Linked DNA regions of Homo sapiens: region 1 is linked to region 2. Evidence: read pairs that join two places in POLR2A ChIA-PET (ENCODE). Cell type or tissue: PC-3. All regions are shown on one strand. Links, peaks and the distances in the headings refer to the core of each region. The heading gives the core; the rest is flanking DNA.

Evidence for each region. Peaks named below come from ENCODE experiments on the same cell type or tissue, not always from the same donor. Only the 100,000 strongest peaks of a DNase experiment are listed, where the experiment ranks them.
Region 1: POLR2A ChIA-PET joins it to region 2 with 36 read pairs; 3 of 35 experiments call an interaction of 5 or more read pairs at or near these places.

Annotation. Positions count from the first base shown.
Region 1 is chr11:121,826,763-121,832,320 of GRCh38, forward strand. No RefSeq gene overlaps it. Among named protein-coding and RNA genes, the nearest start is that of MIR125B1, 270 kb to the right of the region's middle. In PC-3, for the core only: no CTCF peak of the experiment used is centred there; a DNase peak (open chromatin) is centred at 2,609; H3K27ac peaks cover 2,360 bases.
Region 2 is chr11:122,177,991-122,183,548 of GRCh38, forward strand. It overlaps MIR100HG (mir-100-let-7a-2-mir-125b-1 cluster host gene), which reads right to left. Exons shown (of 5, transcript NR_137179.1): 3 at 2,346-2,408. Among named protein-coding and RNA genes, the nearest start is that of MIR100, 28 kb to the left of the region's middle. RefSeq lists an enhancer at 2,137-3,336. In PC-3, for the core only: no CTCF peak of the experiment used is centred there; DNase peaks (open chromatin) are centred at 891 and 2,681; H3K4me3 peaks cover 3,143 bases; H3K27ac peaks cover 4,787 bases.

The DNA.
Region 1 (5,558 bases), core at 149-5,148, 350 kb before region 2:
ACCCTTCAAAGAATCAATGAATCCAGGAGCTGGTTTTTTGAAAGGATCAACAAAATTGATAGACCGCTAGCAAGACTAATAAAGAAAAAAAGAGAGAAGAATCAAATAGACACAATAAAAAATGATAAAGGGGATATCACCACCGATCCCACAGAAATACAAACTACCATCAGAGAATACTACAAACACCTCTACGCAAATAAACTAGAAAATCTAGAAGAAATGGATACATTCCTCGACACATACACTCTCCCAAGACTAAACCAGGAAGAAGTTGAATCTCTGAATAGACCAATAACAGGCTCTGAAATTGTGGCAATAATCAATAGTTTACCAACCAAAAAGAGTCCAGGACCAGATGGATTCACAGCCGAATTCTACCAGAGGTACAAGGAGGAACTGGTACCATTCCTTCTGAAAAAAAATCTTAAAACATCAAAGAACTGACAAGAGAAGCTGAAGAGAAACCAGAAATCTTGAAAGGAAAGCTGACCATGGAAGCTTATTTTCTTCCGAGGGTACTCTTGCACTTTTAAACTATTGTTTTGATGTAAGATGAGGATTACAGAGATAAAAATCCAGGGTTCAAACAAGGTGAGAAATCTAATAAAAGACAAAACAAGATGGTTCTCAATTGGTGGTTTTCTTGGGCACCCGACAGAAGAAAATCCAAGTACTCTATGAAGAAAGCCTGAGATCATTCCAATGACTTTTTTTTTTTTTCCCGGAGTAGAAAGGTCATCACAGGCTGGGCGTGGTGGTGCACGCCTGTAATCCCAGCACTTTGGGAGACTGAGGCGGGTGGATCACCTGAGGTCAGGAGTTCAAAATCAGCCTAACTAACATGGTGAAACCCCGTCTCTACTAGATAATAATAATAAGAAAAAATTTAGCCAAGCATAGTGGTGCATGCTTATAATCCTAGCTACTCGGGAGGCTGAGGCAGGAGAATCGTTTGAATCTGGGAGGTGGAGGTTGCAGTGAGTCGAGATCATGCCATTGTACTCCAGCCTGGGCAAGAAGAGTGAAACTCCATCTCAAAAAAAAAAAAAAAAAGTCATCACACTGCCAAAGATAACCAAGCCTATAAGAAAACAAATTGACATGCATAAGAACCAATAAAAGCAAACAAAAAACAAAAAGAAAAAGTCTTGCAGTTATTTCAGATATTGGAATATCAGAGAAAGCCTATAAAATAGACATGTTAAATATGCTCAGAGAAATAGAAGACAAGTTTGAAAATGACTTCAAGTAATAGGATACTATAAAAATGATATCACAAATTTGATGAAAGAGCCAAATAGAGAACCCCTGGAAATAAAAATGCCATAACTAGTGTTATAGCTCTTTTAGAATTTGTCCCCAACCAGATAAATAAAAAGATATCTATACCTAGACGCATCATAGGAAAACTGTACAACACCAGAGACAAAGAGAAAAATCTTAAAAGCAGCCACAGCAAAAAGATATATTATCTTTAAAAGAATAAAAGTTAGTCTGAAGTTGACTTCTCAGTAGCAACAACAGAAGCCAGAAGATAGTGGATTATTCTCAGTTTGATGTAGTAACTGCCAACCAAGAATTCCACACTCAGGGAAAGCATATTTCAAGATAAAAGTAAATAATTCAAGATAAAAGTAAATAAAGTTATTTTTAAATAAACAAAAGCTGAGTTTGTCATCAGCACATTTTCTTCAAAGGAAATTCTAACACGTGTTCTTCATGCAGAAGGAAAATTGCAGATAGATGTTCTAAGGTACAAGAAAAAATTCAGGGGCCAGGCGCGGTGGCTCATGCCTATAATCACAGCACTGGAGAGGTCGAGGCAGGCGGATCACAAGGTCAAGAGATTGAGACCATCCTGACCAACATGGTGAAACCCCATCTCTACCAAAAATACAAAAATTAGCTGGGTGTGGTGGCACGCACCTGTAGTCCCAGCTACTCAGGAGGCTGAGGCAGGAGAATGGCTTGAACCTGGGAGGCGGAGGTTGCAGTAAGCCATCACACCACTGCACTCTAGCCTGGCAACACAGCGAGACTTCGTCTCAAAAAAAAAAAAAAAGGAAAAACATCAGGAAAGTAGTAAATATGTGGTAAATGTAACTTAAATTGGAATAATACTAACTTCTGGAGATTTTTCAAAAATCACAGAATTAAAAAACAGGACAACATTAGCATATTCATTGCAAAGTGTCTGGAGCAGCCTCTTATGGACCTGAGGTGATTATCTTGAGAAGAAAATTGTGATGGACACAAGGAAGCAAAAGGGTGATCTCTTGAATGAAGAGCTGGCTGATTGAAAGCAAAAGGCTGAAGTGTCCTTAAGAAGAACAACAAAGCCAGCTTCTCTGCATCAGGGCAAAGAACGTGGAGGAATAAGATGCTTGGGCCAGTGGGACCAGAAATATGAAAACAGGAGAGGATGGGATGAGGACACTCAGAACATTAATATTTCCCCACAAATTACTCATCTCCTGTGGAGGGACTCCATGACGTTAGGGTTACTTCCTGTCTTGTTTTTTTTTTGACTGCCTGTGATCCACACTGAGCTGAGCTGCGCTGTGGAAAAGGCACAGCAGACAGACTGATGCAAGAGGGCTAAAAGAAGATGACATGTCAGCAGCATAAACATCAGTTTCAGAATCTGACTGGCTGCTAGTGTGAAAATGTCAGAAGTGAGCTCTGCCCCAAGATGTTGAGGAGGTGTGATGTTAATGCTGATGACACAGATGGAGTCAGCATGAAGCTTTGGCAGCAGCATCTCCAATACAGCTCCAGCCTTCTGTGGGCTTCTGACTGCTTGAGTCATTGTTACAGAGATGGCTGAACATTTCACCCCTCATCTTGTGGTTTTTGGTTATGGATCCAACTGTTCAAGGAGCTGGTGTGAACTGATTCCTAAAGCTAGAATTAGACCAACTCTGCTGTGGGTGTGATGGGTCGTGGTGGGGAAAGCACTCAAATCTAACTTAGAATTCTCTGATTACTTCACCATCTCCTTCAGTAAGTACACTGTCAACTCCTTCAGGGAAGAATGGTATTCTTTATCTTCATATCACCTGGCACATGTAAGTGTCCAATAATAGGTTTTTTTTTTTCTTAAGTGACTAAACCCCTATTAGGTTGCAATAGTCGAAATTCAGATTTGATTTTGTACAGTATCACTGGCATCTCTATTTTCTCTTTCTCCTATTCAACACCTTTTGGGGAGGACATTTGGTATTATCAAAATTTGGGGGGAAAGTTTGATGTCTTTTTCTTTCCAAGTAGTCACTGGCCAGAGTCATAAAATTGTTTTGTACTAGGATTGTGTTAGTCTTTTTTACATCATCAAGGTAAGGAGTGGGTCTGCTCATCAGTTTTAACCTAAGAACAAGGCCAGGCAGTCCAACTTTGTCAACATTAATGGGTATTCAATCATTATAGTCAAAGAATTTTCCATCGGAGGAATTTGAAAACTATGATTTATCAGCCAAAAATCTACCTACTGGTATTGGAGAGAATGAAAATAATGACTGGGCTGATGTCATTTTGTATTCTTTTCCTCCATTCTTAAGGGTTGGAAGCAAGTCTGAAAAATATTTTCATGGGCAGAACGAGTTAATAATTGATTATTAAAAGGGTCTCCTCTCTCCTCTCTCCCCTCTCCTCCCATGACCAACTCTGGAAATGAGTTTATTTTCTTCTTAATCTCAAATGATTTGGTCACCAGTAATAGTACTATGCTATTGTTTCTCAGGCATACCAAGGACTAGTACCCTTAGTTAGGGTAGTCAGCAATTTAACAACGTCCTTGGTTTTGAAGAAAGTCTCCAGCCTTGGATAGATAAAGCAGATGGATTTTATTATGACATTTTCACCTTTAATTGTATGTTGGTTACAAAGTGAATTTGGGTAGAGATAATAAAGATCTAGGAGAGAAGATATTGCAGTAGAAAGTGAAATCCCAGAAGCAAAGGTGCCAAGAAGAAGAGAAAGTGCCAGGCCTTGGAGCTTTCAATGAGAAAATGCTCCATGTTACTAAGTCAGGTAAATACCAAGGAACTGTCCTCTACACATTTTGTGATGGTTAAGAAAATGCCTTTGGGAGGCCGAGGCGGGCGGATCATGAGGTCAGGAGATCAGACCATCCTGGCTAACACAGTGAAACCCCGTCTCCACTAAAAATAGAAAAAATTAGGCGGGGCATGGTGGCTCACGCCTGTAATCACAGCACTTTGGGAGGCCAAGGCGGGTGGATCACGAGGTCAGGAGATCGAGACCACGGTGAAACCCCGTCTCTACTAAAAATACAAAAAAAAAAATAGGGGCATGGTGGCGGGTGCCTGTAGTCCCAGCTACTCGGGAGGCTGAGGCAGGAGAATGGCGTAAACCCGGGAGACGGAGCTTGCAGTGAGCCGAGATCGCGCCACTGCACTCCAGCCTGGGCAACAGAGCAAGACTTCGTCTTAAAAAAAAAAAAAAAAAAAATCAGCAGAGCATCTGTAGTCCCAGCTACTCCGGAAGCTGAGGCAGAAGAATGGTGTGAACCCAGGAGGCGGAGCTTGCAGTGAGCTGAGATCTCGCCACTGCAGTCAGCCTGGGCAATAAAACGAGACTCCGTCTAAGCCAAAAAAAAAAAAAAAAAAAGAAAAGAAAAAAGAAATTGCAACTTTTCATCCATGAAACCAACTCTTAGTCAAATAGTCAATTTCATGGGTTTACATCTAAACCCATGAAATGGGTTTTAGATGTAAAACACAATAACTTTATTTTAAAGCAGAGGATTCGCAGGACAGAGATTTTGAATGGCTTGCCCACTATTTAGTGCCCAAATTATGATCAGAACCTAGTTTTCCAGTCTATTACTTAATTCACAGTACCTGCTGATTTTCTACTTCACAAAGACAGTGTGGAACACTTTATAGATTAAAACAAAAATATTGAAAAGCAGTGTGTTAATTATCCTTTCAAAAGGCTGGAAGACGTATAATAGATAGGTAGTAGAGTGGTTAAACTTGAGCTTTGATAGGCTGGGTTCATGCTACTTCCTAGCTATATAACCTCAGGTAAGTTCTAAAATCTCTTTAAGCTTTTTTTTCTTTTCTGTGAAATGGTGATAATGAGTGTATCTATCTCAGGGTTATGAGATTTAAGTGAGACAATGCATGGAAAATGCCAAGCACAGAGCCTGGCATGTATCATCTCATTCAACATGCTGGCCATTATTTTGCGTGCATGCACAATATGATGACTTAGGACACCTTGGTTGCTCTATGCAATTGTTGAACTGCGTGCAGAACAGTCTTTTCTCCTTTTAATTTTCTGGCCTGTAATTGCTCCACACTGGCTTCAGCACTTGTTGGGTGTCCTTTCTTAACAAATTAGTGATGATTGGACAACCAATAGAAAAGGTGAGTGATGGCTTAAGATATTTAATTATAAAATAAAGACTTGGTACCTTAGAATTGAAGTGATCCTTGGAGGTTATGTAGCTCAATAGTCCTCGAAACATCTTCTGTATATTACTTCAAGGTAAAACAAGAGACAAACAATAACAACAAAAAGAACCCATC
Region 2 (5,558 bases), core at 431-5,430:
TCAAGCAAACACATGCTTATACATTTTGAAGTTCCACTGAAGTGCAATCTCTGTATGACGTGAAAGCAAACTAAATGAATCATTTTGTGGAAACTACTCTAATTCCTGAGTATGCACATTGGTTAATATTTTTGCATATCTCTGGAACACCAATGCTGCTTCATATTAATTACTGGCAATGTACTATTATTCTTTAATGAGTACTTATTTTTTGATACCAAGTAGATGATCAATTATGACACCTTCCTCAGACTCTTGTCTTCCTTTGAGGTTTTCTAAAACCAATCAATCAATTTGTTGTAAATGGCAATCACATCCAAAATATGCCTTGGGTACAAAACAGAACTTTTCAAGAAGTTAAGATGATCCAAATGAGGTTTTTCCAATGCAAATTATCGTCATGACCACCTGAAAGTACTTTTCTTAAATGTTCTCTATAAATACTCCTGTGTACTTTCAATTACATGTATGTAAACACGTAAGGATGATATAAACCATGATTCCAGTTACATATTTCTAAGCACCAAGAATGAGGCACCAAGAATTAAGGTGCATTATTCTTACTTAAGAACTAATGTACTATAATATACCATATTGCTATGTTTTTCTTCCAATACCCCAAAGCACTATTTTTGGAACTTGGGTGTTCAGAATTGAGCTGATTATTATATTCTTCGGTTCATGAAATGTCAAAGCACTTTTATTCTGCTGCCCGTATGGTGAACACAGTAAGAAAAGAGAGGCAGGTATTTAGGGTGACCAACTATCCTAGTTTTCCCCAGGACTGAGAGGCTTTTGGGACATAGCACTTGCCATGGGAGTGGCCAAGGCAAATAAGGGACAAGTTGGCCATCCTGCAGGTATTATCATTCCCGTTTATAATTGGAGAAACAAACGTACAGAGAAGCAGAATGTGTTGCCCAGCTTACCCAGGAAGTGAGAAGCAGATGTGGGACTGAGTCCTATGTGTTCTAACGACAGCCAGTTCACAACTACACAGATCAGTACTACTTCTTCTGCACCTTACTTTCTCCTTGAACTTTAAGAAAACCCACGTTGTCTTTGCCTTTTTGTGTGCTACCCTTCCAAAAGTGCTAGGTTGAATACCATGGGCAGTACTGAATGGGGCCCTTTGTCTATGCTGCAAATTACTCAGGAGAAACAACATTGCCACTTTGTGTTTTAGAGAGAGGAATGAGACGTTATAATTATCACAGCGCTCTAAAGCAGAGGAAGCACTAGTACAAGTTCTGTCTACCCACCAATTATCTGTTAAGACCACTAAGATATCTGGTCTTGACTGGGCCAGATGTATAATTTCATGAAACAAATCAACCTAAATGAACCTCAGGAAAAATGGCCAGGTAACCACCTTTTGAACCACTATACGCTGACAGCTAACATTTACTGAAGGCTTACAGTGTGCTGGGCGCTGTGCTTAGAGCTTTATAGGGATTAATTCAATTAAGGCTCACAACAATAATTCCATGAATTTGCAATTATTGTTCCCATTTCACATGTAAGAAAAAGGAGGCTGAGAGAGGTTAAGTAATTCACCAAAGCCCACACAGCTGATACAGGTTGGAACTTGGATTTAACCCCAAGCAGTCTGACTCCAAAACAAGTGCTTTTAGCCACCCAGTACATCACTTTTAATAAAAACAACCAAACAATGTTTAATCTGTCCAAACAGTGTTCTGACTTCCAATCACTGAGGCAGTTTATTAGGGTAGATCCAAAACTAGCTAGACTGCAAATTACTGTGAAGCAAAGCAGGTATGTCTGTCTACCTGTTTAGGTCAAAAGGTATGAGGCTTTCTGGTCATAGGCATTAAAGGATCTGAAGGGAGAAATTTTAATCTGTTGATTAATTTAGGAGATTAACTGCCCTGCCAAGCTGCTGTCATGTCTTCAGTACCTCTATTTCCTTCTCTGAAAAATGTAAATAATACATCCTGAGCTTCTATAAGAAATGACGGTGTAAAACAACAGAAAGCACTAAGCAAACTGTAAAGTGCTTTAAAACAATTATTTCATATGTTAAGCAGCTTACAAAATAGCAATTTCTTCAAATGCCCTTGCAAAGCAAATGAGACACAGCTGCTAAAATGCTCTGCAAAGAGGCGGAAATCCAGCTCTTTAAAATGTCCAAGGGGAAAACGCACACTGTAAAATTACTCCAAAGATGAATTTTACAAGAAGGATGGAAGTGTCATCAAGTTTTTCCATGGTTAATTCTAAAAGAGTGCCAGCATCGAAAAGATAAAAAAAGGCAGTTCTTCAACAGAAACCTGGGAAAATATTCTTCAATGACGTTGCATAATAGAAATAGGAATTAAACTTACCTGAGGAGCAGAAGCGAGGAAGCCAAGTTTATGAGTTCTTCTCAATTTTGTCCAAAGACAAGTCTGTTGGGAATAAAAAATATTAAGAGAACTTAAAAAAGGAAAAAGGAAAAGGGAAAAAAAAAGGAAAGTCAAGAAGGATGAGCTGTCGTGGAATGCTGTGAAGTTTGAGAGTGACTCAGCACTAGCTAAGGGGCAGCAACAATTAAATGAGTTTGTTGAAAGAACCCTAATAAAACTCAGCATTCCCTGTAATCTCAGAACAAGGTTGCACCACTAAAGAAAATGTTAAACTGTGCATTAGGGGGGCTGTGGTTTCATGAAGTTGGTTGGGGGTGGGGGAACTCAGGGCTGAGTCACTGGCTCCTTGGAGGCAGCACCATTGGGTCTCTGCCCTCTTGCCTGTTTCTCTCCCTCTCTCCAGGGAGTTCAGTTCCTCTACAATTAGCCAAAAGAAGCAAGTGAGCTGGCCATTGAACGATGACAAATTGTGATTCACTTGTAGCATAAATTATAAAATACATACACTGTATAAATAAGTCCTGAGATGGAGAGGGGAAAAGAACTTCTGCCACATCTGGGCCCACGAGAATCATGAGTGCAGGTGCCTGTTTCTAGATGGAAGAGCAACTAGGTTATCCAAAATGGATGCTGAGCAGATTTTTAAAATTCTCTGGGAAAAAGAAGATCACAATTCCTCCTAGTAACTAATTTATATCTTTAGTTACTCTTTCTAGCCATTAAGCCCCATGCTAAAACTACCCTAAATCTCTCCTGTTCTAAACTGGCCTTGGTGGTTGCGGGTGGGCAAATTGTTTTTTCATTATTGAAAAATATAAATCCTTCATATATTTGCACAGAGTTATTCTTATACTAAGCTCAGAATGGAAACCAGGCAGTTCTCCTCTCCCTTCCAGAATGAGAATTCTCCACCTCTCCATCCAAGTTACAGAAAGAAAGAAACATTTTGAGGCTCTGGCATCATGTTTTCCTGTTTTCATGGGGTCAGCTATAGACTCAGTGAAGAGTTTACATGTTCACGTCTTTAAAAAAACACTCAAAGGGTTAAAAACTGGAGGTTTGACATTTCCATAATAAGTGTTCTAAATGCTTGTATTGATATATATTTTGTTCTAGAATAAACTCAGGTACAAAATATAATATTTGTAAGTTGTTCTGCCAGCCAAACTGTTCTCCTTCATTTATAAATGAAGTTGCTAAGTGTTCAACAACTGATTGCCATAAATGAATGGGGTATGACATCCTTCCAAGTCTCCAAAGAGTTGCTACAACTTGGTTTTCCCCTTGGGAGAAAAAAAAAGTTATTGTTCTAATTGATTTTTTCTGTTCTGAATAGAAAAAAATAAATTAGATCCTTCCTTCCTTCCTTCCTCCCTCCCTCCTTCTTTCCTTCTTTCTTTCTTTTCTTTCTTTCTTTCTCTTTCTTTTTTCTTTTCTTTTTTTTCTTTCTGTTTTCCTATTTCTGCATTCCTACAGGAAGAGAGAAGGAATATTGTGCTTTTCATCAACCACAGCAAGAGTCATTTGAGTTTGAAACACAGCTAGTTTTTAAGGAAACTATACCATGGTCTTCTGGAATGGGAAAAGCTTTTTCTTTCAAGGGACAAAAGGTGAGATTTTCTTTTTGTCTTCAGCCTTTACCAGTACAAAAGAGTGAACCATCTCTACATACATGTTCAGAGGCAAATCCGATGACTAATTGCAGAGTAAGCAAATTTCTTGATTCTGATCAAACCAGCAACATGCATTTGAATTTAGGTTGGATTTAGATGAGCAAGTCAATAACTTAGAATAGTGAAGACTGAGGACTTAGGAATCAAATCCCATGGTGACCTTGGTAAGGATTTTGCTCTTTTATGGACAGCTTAGTAGATAAGGTCAGTCTTTTAATTTACTTAACAAATTGCAGACAGCTCTCCCATTGTAGCATTTAATCATTTCCTCCCAACTCAATTTCCTCATTCATACAATTGGGTTAATACAACTTACTCTGCAGGGCTATCATAAGGACTAAATACAATGTGTATCTAACATGCTTACTACAGTACCTGGCACATAAAAGCTGGACGAATTGTTTCTTTCAATTCATTCTTTAAATTCATGCTTGATAAACTGATGCTGGCTATAGTAATCTTCTGTCACCCCCCACCCACAACACACACATACAAACCACACACACACACAGCAGCTAACTAAGAACAGCGCCCTAATTTTGTCAATTTTATGGAATTTTTCTTAAGGAATCCCATCACCATCTTATACCTACTACAGTAATGTATTAGTCACTTACCATGGGCCATGCATTGCCCTAAGTTACTTTACATGGACAATATCACTTCATTTCCCCTACAACCCTATGAGCTCAATACTATGGTTATTCCCCTTTTGCTTCAAATTCACTTGATCACTAATATGAAAGAATCTTAAAAAGTATTTTTAAAACATCTATCTTATACGTTTTATTATTACAATGGACTGAATATAAGTGCCCCTCCAATATTTATATCTTGAAATCCTAACCCCCAATGTGACGGTATTAGGAGGTGGGGCTTTTGGGGAAAAATTAGGTTATGAGGGTGGAGCCCTCATGAATGGCATTAGTGTCCTTATAAAAGGGACTGCAGAGAGTTCTCTTTCCACCATGTGAGGATACAACAAAAAGTTGGCAGTGTATAACTCAGGAGAGGAACCTGCACAACCAGGCGGGTACTCTGATATTGAACCTACAGACTCCAGAAATGTCAGAAATAAGTTCCTGTTGTTTATAAGCCACCCAGTTTATACTATTTTGTTATAGCAGCCCAAACTAAGATCATTACAATTGCAAAACATTTATGAAATAGCTTACTGAGTTGTGTTTTGTAAATTTTGTTCAAGCAAAGCACTAAAATATAGTTTTTAACCTCCAAAAAGTGACTTTTTTTTATACCAGAGAAGAAACAGAATTTAGATTAAAGGGTCCACTATGTCTTTTTAAAAAATCATATAGGTGCTTCCTATCTCTGATTTAAGTTTATGTACTTATTATAAATAAGAATAGTGGAAGCTCCTGTTTATATCTGTTTAAGATTTGCAGCCAATATCTACAAAGTACCAAATTGACAACACTGATAAGATGATGGGGGCCAATCATCTTGTTGAAATGAAGAGAAAGAGATGGCTAAAGATTTTTCATAGAAATTACTCCACCCA